Linked DNA regions of Homo sapiens: region 1 is linked to region 2. Evidence: chromatin contacts called from ENCODE Hi-C or POLR2A ChIA-PET data. All regions are on one chromosome and are shown on one strand. The core of a region is the stretch at or near the end of the contact, and the rest is flanking DNA. Distances in the headings are between cores, read along the strand shown.

Region 1 (5,777 bases), core at 3,251-5,750, 57 kb before region 2:
AAACCTGTCCCCGCACAGGGCAAGGTGCCATCAGGGCAGGCCCTGCTGGGCCAGAGCTGAGTAAGGGCCTGCAGGAGAGCGGGAAGGCACCAGCAGCTCTGGGGAGAACCTTCCAGGCAGGGGGCAGCCAGAGAGCCCAGCAGCAGGAGGGGCTGAAGCAGCTCCACAGCAGCGAGGGGGAGCAAGGGGCAGGGACCAGGGAGGACAGAGCTTTCCCTCTGACAACCAGAAGCACCTGCGCCCAGGGGGCCCCCCTCCTGCAGGCAGGGAGCACCCTGTGCTGCTCAGGAGAAACACGTCCTTCCCTCTTCCCTTCTCCCCTCCTTTCTTCCCTCCCTTCTGCCCAGCTGCCTTCCCTGTCCTCTGCCCAGAAGTGCAGCCCTCACCTCCTGAACGAGTCTGTCCCTTTGTCCCCTGACCTAGGGTGCAAGTGCACACTGTCAATGGCAACTATCCCCACAAAGGGAGAGAGCAACAGCATCCTCATCACGCTCTGCTCACCCCGCTCCAGCCCTAACAAAGAGCTGCCTGTGACCCGGTGCCCAGGAGGCTCTGATCAACAGGGGAAGCGGGACCACTGTCCTCACGTCACAGGAGAGGACATCAGGCTCAGGGAAAGCCACCTGCCCAGGGCCCCGCGAAGGAGCTGGACGGATCCCAATGACAATGCCATGACCAGGCACCTGGGGAGGGAGGACAGCGAGGGTTTGAGGACCCAAGAAACTCACAGCCATGTTACCGTGCACCAGTTGCTTAGGTGGGGATAACACAGGCGACACCACGGCACATGGTAAACAGTCAGTGCGCTGCCGGGGTGCCTTCCTTCCCTCCCGCAGACCTGTGCTCAGTCCCAGCTCGCAATGAGATCAGAGTCCCTACGGTCGGAACTATCATGATCTGCAGAGTCCAGGGACCAGAATCTCAGAAGCAAGCCACAGAAACCCCGCAGCCTCACCAGAATCCTCCCTCCAAATGCCCGACCGGATTCCAAGCTGGGGCAAACCAGCCCCTGGAAGAAGCCGCCAGAGCTGGCGACCCATGGGCTTCTCCACACTCCTTCCCAGCTGGGCAACTGGACAAACCGCCCAGACACAGGGCACAGAGGAAAACAGGAAAGGATCTACAGGCCGTGGCGGGGAGCAGGGCCAACGGCTCCCATCAGCAAGGGCTGCGGACTCACCCTTCACGCTCGGCCATAACTCGGCCCCAGCACGCCCACCCCGGGCAGCACAGGAAGCCGGACACAACTTATTTGAGCCAAAACCTAATCTCTTTAATGCAACCCTTTGAAAAAAATACCAGGAAAGCAGCCAGAAGAGAAACACTTCCGGAATAAACCTTCTGGATCCTTTAGTTCCTACTGGAACTTGCGGGGTGAGTGAAGAGGAAGAAAATGCTAATAAAAATGACTAGGACCTGCCGTTCATTTTTTCACCGAGTCCTTTACAGCAACACCTCCAAGGGGACAGTCTCAAGCTTCATTTGATCCCTGCAGAAACAAAGGCTCAACGAGACCAAGTATCTACAGAGTCCAACTCGCGTCCAGGTCTGACGGAAGCTTTGCTCTCACCCGCCTGCCTCCTCCAGGGCCCGCCTGGCTCCACCGAGCCTGGATGAGAGGAGGCACCAGAAGGCAGGTGCAGTGGACCACCTGGCAGGCTTCCCAGGGCTCCAAAACCTGGAGGGTTTCCAGGGGTCCATCTGCCTGCTGCCCAGGTCTCCCCAGGTGGCAGGGGCCAGGAGCAGAGGGAACCAGGCTGACTCATGGTGGGTCCCCTCCCAATGCTCCTCCTGGGTTAAGGAAACCCTCTACACCTGTCCCAAAGGGAAGGCAGAAGAAAAAACCCAAGGGCCAGTGGGCGGAGACCGCCCTTAAGCAGCAAGTGAGGGCCATGAGCAGGGAAAACACTGGTCAAACCAGCCTCCACATGGGGCCATCCCTGGGAGAGGGAGACAGTCTCATTCACGTTAGTGTCCCTTTAACACGTGGAATGATCCTTTCCATGATAAAATCACAGAGGAAAGACTCCAGTGTCCAAGGCTGATTGTGGGCCAGAGCCAGCAGGCCTCGGGGCCAAAGCTCCAGAGTTTTTACTTTCTCACTCCTCTCTCCTACCATTAATTGCTCAGCAGCTAATCTGAGGGTCCCTGTGAGGGCAAAGACTACGTGAGTCTCCTCATTTTAACTCCAGCATACTAAGTGCTTACTAAATACGTGGTAAATTATATGCTTAACAGAATGATAGATGGATGAATGAACTAATGAATGGGTGGATGAATGGTGGATGGATGGATGAATGGATGGGTGGATGGATGAATGGATGAGTGGATGGATGGATGGATGGATGGTGAATGGATGGATGAATGATGGACGAATGGATGAGTGGATGGATGGATGGATGGTGGATGGATGGATGGATGGTGGATGGATGGACAAATGGATGGGTGGAAGGACGAGTAAATGAGTGGGTGGATGGATGGATGGATGAATGGACGGATGGGTGGATGGGTGGACGGATGGATAGATGAATGATGGATGGATGGATGGATGGTGAGTGGGTGGATGGATGGATGGTGGATGAATGGATGAGTGGATGGATGAATGGATGGGTGGATGGGTGGATGGATGGACGGATGGTGGATGGATGAATGATGGATGAATGGATGAGTGGATGGATGGATGGATGGTGGATGGGTGGAAGGATGGGTGGATGGATGGATGGATGAATGATGGATGGATGGATGGGTGGATGGATGGATGGATGATGGGTGAATGGATGGATGGATGGATGGATGGTGGATGGATGGATGAATGGATGGAAGGATGGGTGAATGGGTGGGTAGATGGATGGATGGATGGATGGACGGATGGGTGGATGGGTAGATGGATGGACAGATGAATGATTGATGGATAGATGGATGGTGAGTGGATGAATGGCTGGATGGATGGATGATGGATAGATGGATGGATGGATGGATAAATGGATGGATGAGTGAATGAACGAATAAATGAATGCTTTTTGTCTTCCCAAGGAATGACTCCCACAACATGAGAGACTTGGGGAGCCGGGAGGCAGCTGTTTAGAAAATGAATGACAACAAACCCAGAGCCCAGACAAGATCTGAAACACCACAGACCTCCTTAAATAATAGGGGAAACGGCATTTCCTAAACCAGCCAGAGACACCAGCCAGCTGTGATGGTGAATTTTAGGTGTCAACTTGACTGGATGAAGGAACACCTGGAGAACCGGGGAAGCATTGTTTCTGGGTGTGGCTGTGCGGGTGTTTCCAGAGGAGACTGGCCTGTGAGCAGGTGAGGAGATGCCCTTCCTGTGGGCGGCACCATCCAAGCAGCTGGGAGCTCAGACAGAACAAAAAGCCAGAGAAAATGTGATTCCCTCTCCCTCTCCTGGAGCTGGGACTCTTGGTCTCCTGCCCCCAGACATCAGAACTCCAGGCTCTCCAGCCTTTGGTCTCCAAGACTTGCCCCACAGGTTCTCAGGCCTTTGGCCTTAGACTGAAGATCACACCATTGCTTCCCTGGTTCTGAGGCTTTGGGACTGGGGCCAAGCCCTGTCACCCCCGTTCCTGGGTCTCCACCTCGCAGAAAGCCTGCTGGGGGCCCTCCACCTCCACAGTCGCGAGAGCCGATGCTCCTAATCGGCCCCTCTTGTCTGCCTCTACCCGGCTGCTTCTGTCTCTCTGGTCTCTGGAGGGCCCTGACTAATGCGCCGGCCAGTCGGTCAGGCTCCTTTCAGCCCTGAATGCTGTGAATGTAAGTAGGAGCCGATCAGACAAGGAGTAAGAGAGTCAGCTCTGCCCCTGGTAGCCCTGGAGTCCCCAGCCCCACACCCCCTCGGTTACCCCTGACCAGCCCCACCCACCCCAGACGACAGTCAGTTCTGACTGCAGAGCTTTGTGTTCTGGGGAGAAACAGCTGCCACCCCCGTCCTGGGCAGGCCAAGGGTGGGAGGAACAGGGGGAGGGCACGCAGCCATATCTTCATGGTCTGAGGTTGCTGGAGGCCGCCGAGCTCATTTGGAATGGCCAGGGCGTCCCAACTGGGCTGAGCTCATGAATGACAAAAGATGAATCTGGACGTGTAGGAAACGCTCAGTAAATGCCCCGAAAAAATGAAAGGGGCATTCGCTCTTCATCTCTGTGGCCAGAGGGACCGATGCATGGAATGGCCAAGTAAGGAACCAGGCCTATCAGCCCCGCCCTCCACACCGGCTCCTTGTGGTCAACAAGCTGGGAGTCCGGGAGGCCAGAGACCAGCAGCCTCGGCAAGTCCCCTCCCTGCTCTGACCCTTCCTCCCCTCTGTCCACGGCAGGGACTGCAACAAATACGCCCCGGCCCAGCAAGAGGTCCCCAGGAGTCTGAGCACCTGGGCAGACCAGGCCGCAGGGAGGAGCTGGGCTTTTGCTTGTGTTTTGTTTTTCCAGAACACCTGTCCCGGAGAAGCCAGGAGGCGCTGGCAGAGCAGAACCGTCAGGCTCCAGACCGTGGTGAACGTCCCAGCTCCCCAGCCTCCGCTGGCCCCAGGCCAGACTCCATTTGGAAGTGCTGACCACAGCTTGACCACGGTAGGAAAAACATCCAGGGAAGGAAGCAAGCACCGCCACAGAGACAGGGCTGGCGGGGCCGAGGCCAGGCCCACGCTGAAGGGCAAGTGCGGGTTCCGGCTCCATTGCTCCCAAGTGTGCCAGCACCCAGCACACGGTCCCAGGGGGCCCGGTCCCCAGCCAGCTGTCCCTGACACACCACAGGCCACATTCACGCGGGCTCCAGGAGGCAAAGGGCATGGCTCAGATGCGGAGACCAGAAGCAGCAAGGCCCCAGAGTGGCGGGGCCCTGGGGCACGTGCGGTGCTGAGACCCTGCACACATGGCTTGACCCGCTCAAGGGAACTTTGAGGGTGGGAGTGTCACCGCCATTTTACAAATGGGACTTGGAGAAGCTGAGTCACTTGGGCGAGGCCGCACCCTGGGATGGCAGGGCTGGGACTCAAAGCCAGCCTGCCGGGGTCCAAGTCCATGTGCTCAGCCACCTGCTCTGTCTCCCAAAGGTGCAGCCATTGCGTCTTTTTTTTTTTTTTTTTTAAGACAGAGTCTCACTCTATCACTCAGGCTAAAGTGCAGTGGCGTGATCTCTGCTCACTCCAACCTTCACCTCCTGGGCTCAAGCAACTCTCCTGCCTCAGCCTCCCAAGTAGCTGGGATTACATACGCCCACCAGCACACCCAGCTGCTTTTTGTATTTTTATTAGAGACAGGGTTTCACCGTGTTGCCCAGACTGGTTTCGAACTCCTAACTTCAAATGATCCGCCCACCTCAGCCTTCCAAAGTGCTCAGGTTACAGGCGTGAGCCACCATGCCCGACCCAGCCATTGCATCTTTATGTATAAAATAGTGGAGAGAAAAACAGTAGGCACTGCCATCTGTGTGTGGAAGTCTGGACTTGTTTTAAGCGACCGGTGGGGGGCGGCAGGAGCAGCAACCTGCACTTCACAAACACCTCCTGTGGACCTCATCCAGTCTCCTCAGCTCAGCCCGGGGGTCTGCACGGTGACATCACCTCCATTCCCAGCACCCCACACCATGACTCATGGTCCAAACCCGCCGTCTACTCCCAGCTCCCCATGAGAGATGCCACAGCTTGGCCAGCACCACCACTGACCGCCACGGTGAGACATGGGGAGACCAGAGGCCAGCATGACAAGAAGCCCCTTCTGCAGCCCCTCAGAGCCGCAGCCGCCTCACTGGAAACCATG
Region 2 (6,061 bases), core at 1,599-4,098:
TGCCACCGCACTCCAGCCTGGGCAATAGAGCGAGACTCTATCTCAAAAAAAAAAAAAAAAAAAGCTGGGCGTGGTGGAGCGTGCCGGTAGTCCCAGCTACTCAGGAGGCTGAGGCAGCAGAATCGCCTGAACCCAGGAGGTGGAGGTTGCAGTGAGCTGAGATTGCGCCACCGCACTCCAGCCTGGGCGACAGAGCAAGACTCCATCTCCAAAAAGAAAAAAAAAAGTGAGTTTCCCAGAAAACAAACACCAGCCACACAGAGAAACGAAGTCTTTCTCCCAACCCCTGTGTGCAGCCAGATGCAGTAAAGTGGTTTCTCCACGTTGAATGAACAGGCGGGGCTGTCACAGCCAATGTGAGGGTTAAGGGAGCATCTGCAGCCGTCCCCGTGCAGGCAACAGCCGTACAAAGGTGGCCCACCCTCCACGGGACAGAGGAGTGGATGGCAAGATCAGCCTCAGCGACACAGGGCACTACGTGCCACAGTCCAGGTGACGGTCATTTCCTGGGCACTGTGCGAAGGGTGTGCCTTCTGTGCCTGCCCTTAGCAAATCCTCACAGCATGGCTACGAGGGGACTGCTATGACTGTTCTCATGACAGAGATGGGGAAACTGAGGCTCTGGAGGTCGTTGCCTACCTGGGAGGGGACAGTGCCAGGATTCAATCAGAGCGGAGAGCCACACAGACACACACCCATCTGGTCCTCCTACCATCCAGGCCCCTACACGCCCTCCACGAGTCCGGCAGCAGGGCCCCTAAACACCCCTCTACCGGCCCAGCAGCGGGACCCCTAGACACCCGTCCACCCCCCAGCAGCAGGGCTCAAGGGGCCTCTGTCAGGGTTCGTATTGCTGCCTGGCCAATGGCTCCAGAGACCCCAGGAAGTCTCTGGCTTGAACTTCCAGTGCAGGAGCTGAGCCAAGCCACCTGCCACAGCCACGGCCCCCTCCTCTTCCCATCTTCCCAAACCACAGCTGGGGAGGGGCAGCCCCCGGACCCAGCGAGTCCACCAGGCAAGGCTGGGCTCCTCCCAAGCCTCCTCTGTGCGGACCCAGCTGCCCTGCCTCTGCCCTGAGCCCCAGCCTGCAAGCAGCAGGGAATCCTGCCCGAGCAAGTCAGCCTGGGCAGCCCCTGGAACTCATATCAAAGGCAGCCACCTTGGTTCGAGGCCCAGCCCTGCTCCCCAACAGCTACCCTTCTCCTCAGTTTCTCCAGCCATAAAATGGAGTCCAGACTTCCCAGTCCCCGTGGGGCTCTGAGAACAGATCCGGGGAAGCCCTCTGCAGCAGTGACCGCCACCCCCGCCACCTGCACCTGACCACTGACATCCTGCGGGAAGAGGCGCTGGCTCCCAGGGAGGCCTCTGAGGGCTCCTGCTAAGCCGGTCCAGGCAGTGCTGGGTAATCATTACCCAGTGGGAAGGCGGCCCCTTCCCCTCTGGGCTTGCCTTTGTCAGCGCCCCCCAACCCGGCAGAGAAAGGCCCGGTCTCCTAGGAAACGCAGTCACCGCCAAAGGGCAGAGGCCTCGCTGCCCAGCCTGGAATCGCTGGTGACTCACTCTCCCTCCTTCCCAGGAACCACGTCCTAAGTCCCACTGGTGAATGGTCCCTCTCCACATGGAGTTGCCACTGCGCGCGGTGAGGGGCTGCTGAGCTGGCTGGAAGACCGCACCTCCTCGGCGCTGGGTGGACCCGGCTGCCACCCGCTCTGCCTCCCCCGACCTCTTCTAAGCTGCTCCCGGTAAGGATTCCGCGACCCCCGGAGAACAGGACGGAAGCCTCGATTCTCTCAAGTCTTAGCCAAGTTCCCTCTTAAGAGGCCAAGAAAAGCAGCTTCGTTCGGCTGGGCAGGCATTTTCCTGCCTGGCCCTGCGGCCGCACGCGTGCCTCCGCCGCGACAAAGGCCACACTCAGCGCCCGAAGGAGGGGTGGGGGTGTTGGGAAAGCGATGGGGGCCAGGACTGGGGCCAAGTGGCCCTGGGGATCCTCGAGGCGGCTCGACCCGGGAGCCAGGACTGGCGCCAAGTGGCCCGGGTCCGGGTCCGGGAAGAGGCGGAGGCCGGCGAGGGGGCGGTGCCCGGGGCCAACCCAGCTCCCTCCGGCCCCGAGGGCTCCCGCCCCGCGCCCCTCCCGGGCCCTCCAGCCGCGCCCCGGGCCGGCGCAGCGACCGCGCCCGCTCTTCCACCGGCGTCCGGCCAGGAGGCGCGAGGCCCAAGGATGCGACCCACGACGCGCACACCCGGCTCGGCAGGCTCCCTGGGAAATGAGGGGCCACTCGCAGGGCCCCGCAGAGCGAGCGCAGCGCCGGAGCCTCCCCCATCCCAGGCCGCGCAGACCGCGGAACCGGCGCACCAGAGCAGTGCCCGCGGGCGGCGGCGGCGCGACCCAGGCTGAGGGGACTTTGGCCAACTTCGCGCCTCCTGAGGTCGCGTCTCGGAGGCCCGGGGCGCACCCTCCAGCCGCCCGCCCGCGTCCCGGAGCCCGGCCGCCCCAGCCAGGGCGCCTGGGCCGCCGCCGCTGCGACCTCCGCGTTCAGTCCGCGCGTCGGGCAGCGCGAACGCCGCCTCCCCGGGGCCCTCCCGCCCGCCGGGCGCTCACCTGGGACATCTGCGGCCGGAAGTTGATGTCCTTGAGGTCGATGGAGCCGGGGGAGAGGTTGTGCAGCAGCTGGCACAGAAGGACCCCGTCGCGCAGCGCCTGCGCCAGGTCGAAGACCACGGCCGAGGGCCACACCACCCGGTGGTTGGGCGGCAGGACCTTGCAATCGATGAGCCAGCGGCCGCACTGCCGCCACTGCTCCATGGCGCCCGCGGGCCCGACCGGCTCAGGGCAGTGCTCGAGCCAAAGTGCAGCGGCCGCGGGGCATCCCGCCCGCGCGCGCGCGGGGCTCAGGGCCGGGGCGGGGCTTCGCGCGGGCTGCCCCAGGTCCCCCGCTGCGCCGCCGTGCGTCCCCTCCTCTTCCTCCTCCTACTCCTCGGGCTCCTCTCGGGCCGCCGCTCCCGCCCACGTGCGGCCGCGGGGCGGGCAACGGGCAGCGCGCCGGATCTCCCCGCTTCACACACGCAAGTGCCTGCGGGCCCCGGGCCGGGCTCCACGCAGCCAGTCGCCGCAGCGCTCCCCAATCCGCGCCGCCGGGCGCCGCATTCTGCGCTCGGGGCGCCCCGCGGCCGCCGCGGCTCCTGCCCCGCCCGAGACAAAGGCCCGGCGGGGTCGCTCGCTCCGCGCGTCCCGGGCCTGGGCCGCCCGCGTCGCCGCCGCTTTGTTCGCCCCACCCGCAGTCCCCACGCCCGGCGCTGCGACTCGACGACTCGGCGGCTCGGCGGCTCCACGGCTCCGGGGCGCTGGGGGCGCAGGGGGCGCGGCCACGGCCGGGCGGGGCAGGGGCGGGGCCGGAGCACTCGCCTGGCACCTCCCCGTGTCCCAAGCGCCGCCCCCGCCCCCCCACTTCCTGCCCCGCTACCGCCCGCGAAAGTTGCGGTGGGCGGGGGTTGCGGCGCAGGCCCAGGTCCGGCCGACTTTCTCCAAGGGCGCTCGGACTTTGGGGAGCCCTTCTCCCTGGGGGAGCGACCTCGCCCGTGGAGTGATGGCCGGGCGTCCCCCCGGGTGCCTTTGGTCCTCCGTGGAGGTCAGGAGGTGGTCCCTGTCGCGCTGGGCGCCCTCGCATGGCCGTTCGGTAACGACAGACTCGGGAGAGGGCACCGGGCTGGGCCGAAGCTTACTGAGCCCCCTTGGCCCATCAAGCCGCCCCGGCGGGATACCCGAGGCTGAGGCTGAAGGCACACGGGCCCAGGACTCCCAGAGCCCTCTTCCTGTCCTCCGCCCTGGCCGGGGGCCCATAGGAAGACCCCCGACCCTGCATAAAGGCCAGGATTCCCCAGCTTTTGGCCAAAGTCCTGGCCACTCGCAGCTGCCCAGCGGGCAGTTCCTGGCGTCCAGGGCGGAATGCGTGACATGAGTGAGGGCAGGAAGGTGCTCTCCGGCCCAGGGTCGCAGCCGGCCCCGGTGCTGATCCGCCCTGATCTCCCTTCTAGGCCACACCCTGGGTGGTGGGGGCGCGGTCTGTCCAGCTGGCAACGTGTGACGGTAGGAGGGGCTTCAAGGACAAACAGATTCTGCAACTGAAATTATATGGATCCTGGCTCAGCTGCCGGGAACCGCGGGTTTTCACTGCTGATTCACTGGGGGACACCAGGCAAGTCCAAGCCCTTCTCTGAGACTGGCTCAGCCCGGAGGCTGGGGTGCGGTGTCTGAGGGCTCCCACCCTGGACTCCGGTGGAATCCTGGGCCTGTATGAGCTGGGGCTGCACTGCAGCCCCCGGACCCCTTACCCCGTGGCTTCCCTGCGCAGGGGCCGGAACGGGGATGCGAGCGCAGAGAGGGTCCCCTGGGCCCAGGGCCTCCGATGGGGGTCCTGTCCTGGAAATTGGTCTCTGCAGAGTCAGACTCACCCCTTCTCCACTGAGGTGGAAGCAGGGGGTCCCAGCTTAGGGTCTGGCCCGTAGAGAGAGGTCAGGAAGGAGCTGGCCCCTGCAGCAGTAAACTCAGGCCAGGTGGCTGGTGAGGCGGGGGCTCAGGTCTCTTGCCCTTCCCCGAGGAAGCAGCAGTGGGCACCTTTAGGGCAAGGGGGAGAGCTTTCCTCACCGAAGCAAGATGGGGCAGCAGGTGGACCCATCAGCATCTCCCTAAGAAATCAGAAAGCCAGGAGTGAAACCTGAGCGGGGCCCTCCAGCCCCATCTGAGAGCCTACACTGATCCCTCCTCCTGCAAAGCCTCATCCCCTCCTCTCTAGAGCGGGGAGACCCGGCTCCCACTGGACTTGCTTGTGAAGAATGGACGGATAAATTACCCAGAGGCTTCCCACTGTGCTGGGACAGAAAGGGCTCAGAGAGGAAGAAGAGCTACCCACTCTCCCAACCCCTCGCCTGGACCGCCGGCGCATTGATGCACTAAATGTCTCTTTCCCCAGGTGGCTCCCTCAGCAAGAAGGGGGCCTCTGTCCTCACGGTCCTGGGCCTGCCTGCTCTGGCCAAGAGGACCAGCCAGGTCTGGGACCCAGGCAGCCGCCCGCCAACAATGCCATGGGTACCTGCTGCCCCCTGGTGGTGCTGTCACCACGGGGCACCTGGCTGCACCCAGGAGGGGCTGCACAGAAAATCTGGGGTTGACCGTTGAGAAGACCCAACTCAGGAGACACAGACTTCACCACAGTGGCCCTGAGCCACTCAGGCCTCCCTGGTTCCCAGGTCCTGATCGGCATAGGACATTCACCGGCCCTGTGCACCTCCCAGAATCCTTGGAGGCTCTGAGGGCAGGATGGATGTGAATCAAAGAACAAAAGTTTGGTGGGGCCAGGTACAGCAGCTCAAGCCTGTAGTCCCAGCACTTTGGGAGGCTCAGGCAGGCAGATGGCTTGAGTCCAGGAGTTCAAGACCAGCCTGGGCAACACAGTGGGTCCCTGTCTCAAAAATAAAATAAAAGGTAAAGAAAATGGGGCAGGAGCTCCCTTTGTAACCTTTAGTGTGAGTGTAATGATGAACAGGTTGAGACTGTGGACTCAAGGCACATGCCAGGAAGACTAATAGAGAGGACGCTGTTTGGGAAAATCCTACCACCATCCATGTCCACTTGGACTCAGGGCTGTCTGCCAGGACTGCCTGCTGCACACCTCCAGGGGGCGAGAGTCCCATCACACCTTGGAGATGGGCTCCAGGGGGAGCTGCTTACACAGACTGCCAGTGAGCAGCTGCCAGTCCAGCCGAGCAGATTAAACCAGGGAGCAAGAAGTGCCAGCATGGGCCACATACCCCAAGTATGGGGGAGGGTCACAGGTGGCGGAGGAGGGCACCAGGCAGGGCACACCCGGGGAGGGAGCAGCAAGGCTTCCAGGAGAAACTGAGGTTTGAGTTGACAACCAGAGATTGATCATGGTTGCAGTGACTAGGAGAGGGTGACATGGAGGATGGAGAGCTTGGACAGGAGTTGATTTTTAAACCACAAAGGAATTCAGTGTTGCCATGATCTCAGGCATTGAACAATAAACCGCAGTGTCCTCCTGAGCTC

What was found. Hi-C counts contacts between places; a loop is a spot of excess contacts on that map. ChIA-PET counts read pairs that join two places held with the same protein, here RNA polymerase II (POLR2A). Pooled maps may share reads with other maps.
Region 1: a map of thyroid gland shows a loop between it and region 2 (3-fold over the local background). The contact joins the enhancer-like site here to the promoter of VAV2 in region 2. A Hi-C loop is called at or near these places in 15 of 168 maps with a recorded cell type or tissue (B cell, Caco-2, GM12878 and 12 more), 28 of 37 single-sample maps with no recorded cell type and 11 of 50 pooled maps. POLR2A ChIA-PET finds 5 or more read pairs at or near these places in 10 of 52 experiments (B cell, GM12878, H1 and 7 more).

Annotation. Positions count from the first base shown.
Region 1 is chr9:133,931,156-133,936,932 of GRCh38, forward strand. All of the region lies in intron 2 of VAV2 (vav guanine nucleotide exchange factor 2), which reads right to left. Among named protein-coding and RNA genes, the nearest start is that of VAV2, 58 kb to the right of the region's middle. RefSeq lists an enhancer at 1-203. Within about 2 kb of position 4,501, at least 17 of the 41 ENCODE cell types and tissues checked have a DNase peak (open chromatin) inside an H3K27ac peak, as active enhancers do; they include heart right ventricle and thyroid gland, where a contact is called at or near this core.
Region 2 is chr9:133,989,476-133,995,536 of GRCh38, forward strand. It overlaps VAV2 (vav guanine nucleotide exchange factor 2), which reads right to left and starts at 2,849. Exons shown (of 30, transcript NM_001134398.2): 1 at 2,600-2,849. The coding sequence starts at 2,803. RefSeq lists enhancers at 1-435, 1,164-1,891, 1,892-2,619, 3,348-4,075, 3,972-4,161 and 1 more and silencers at 2,002-2,441, 2,482-2,571, 2,842-2,991, 3,052-3,151, 3,252-3,561 and 1 more.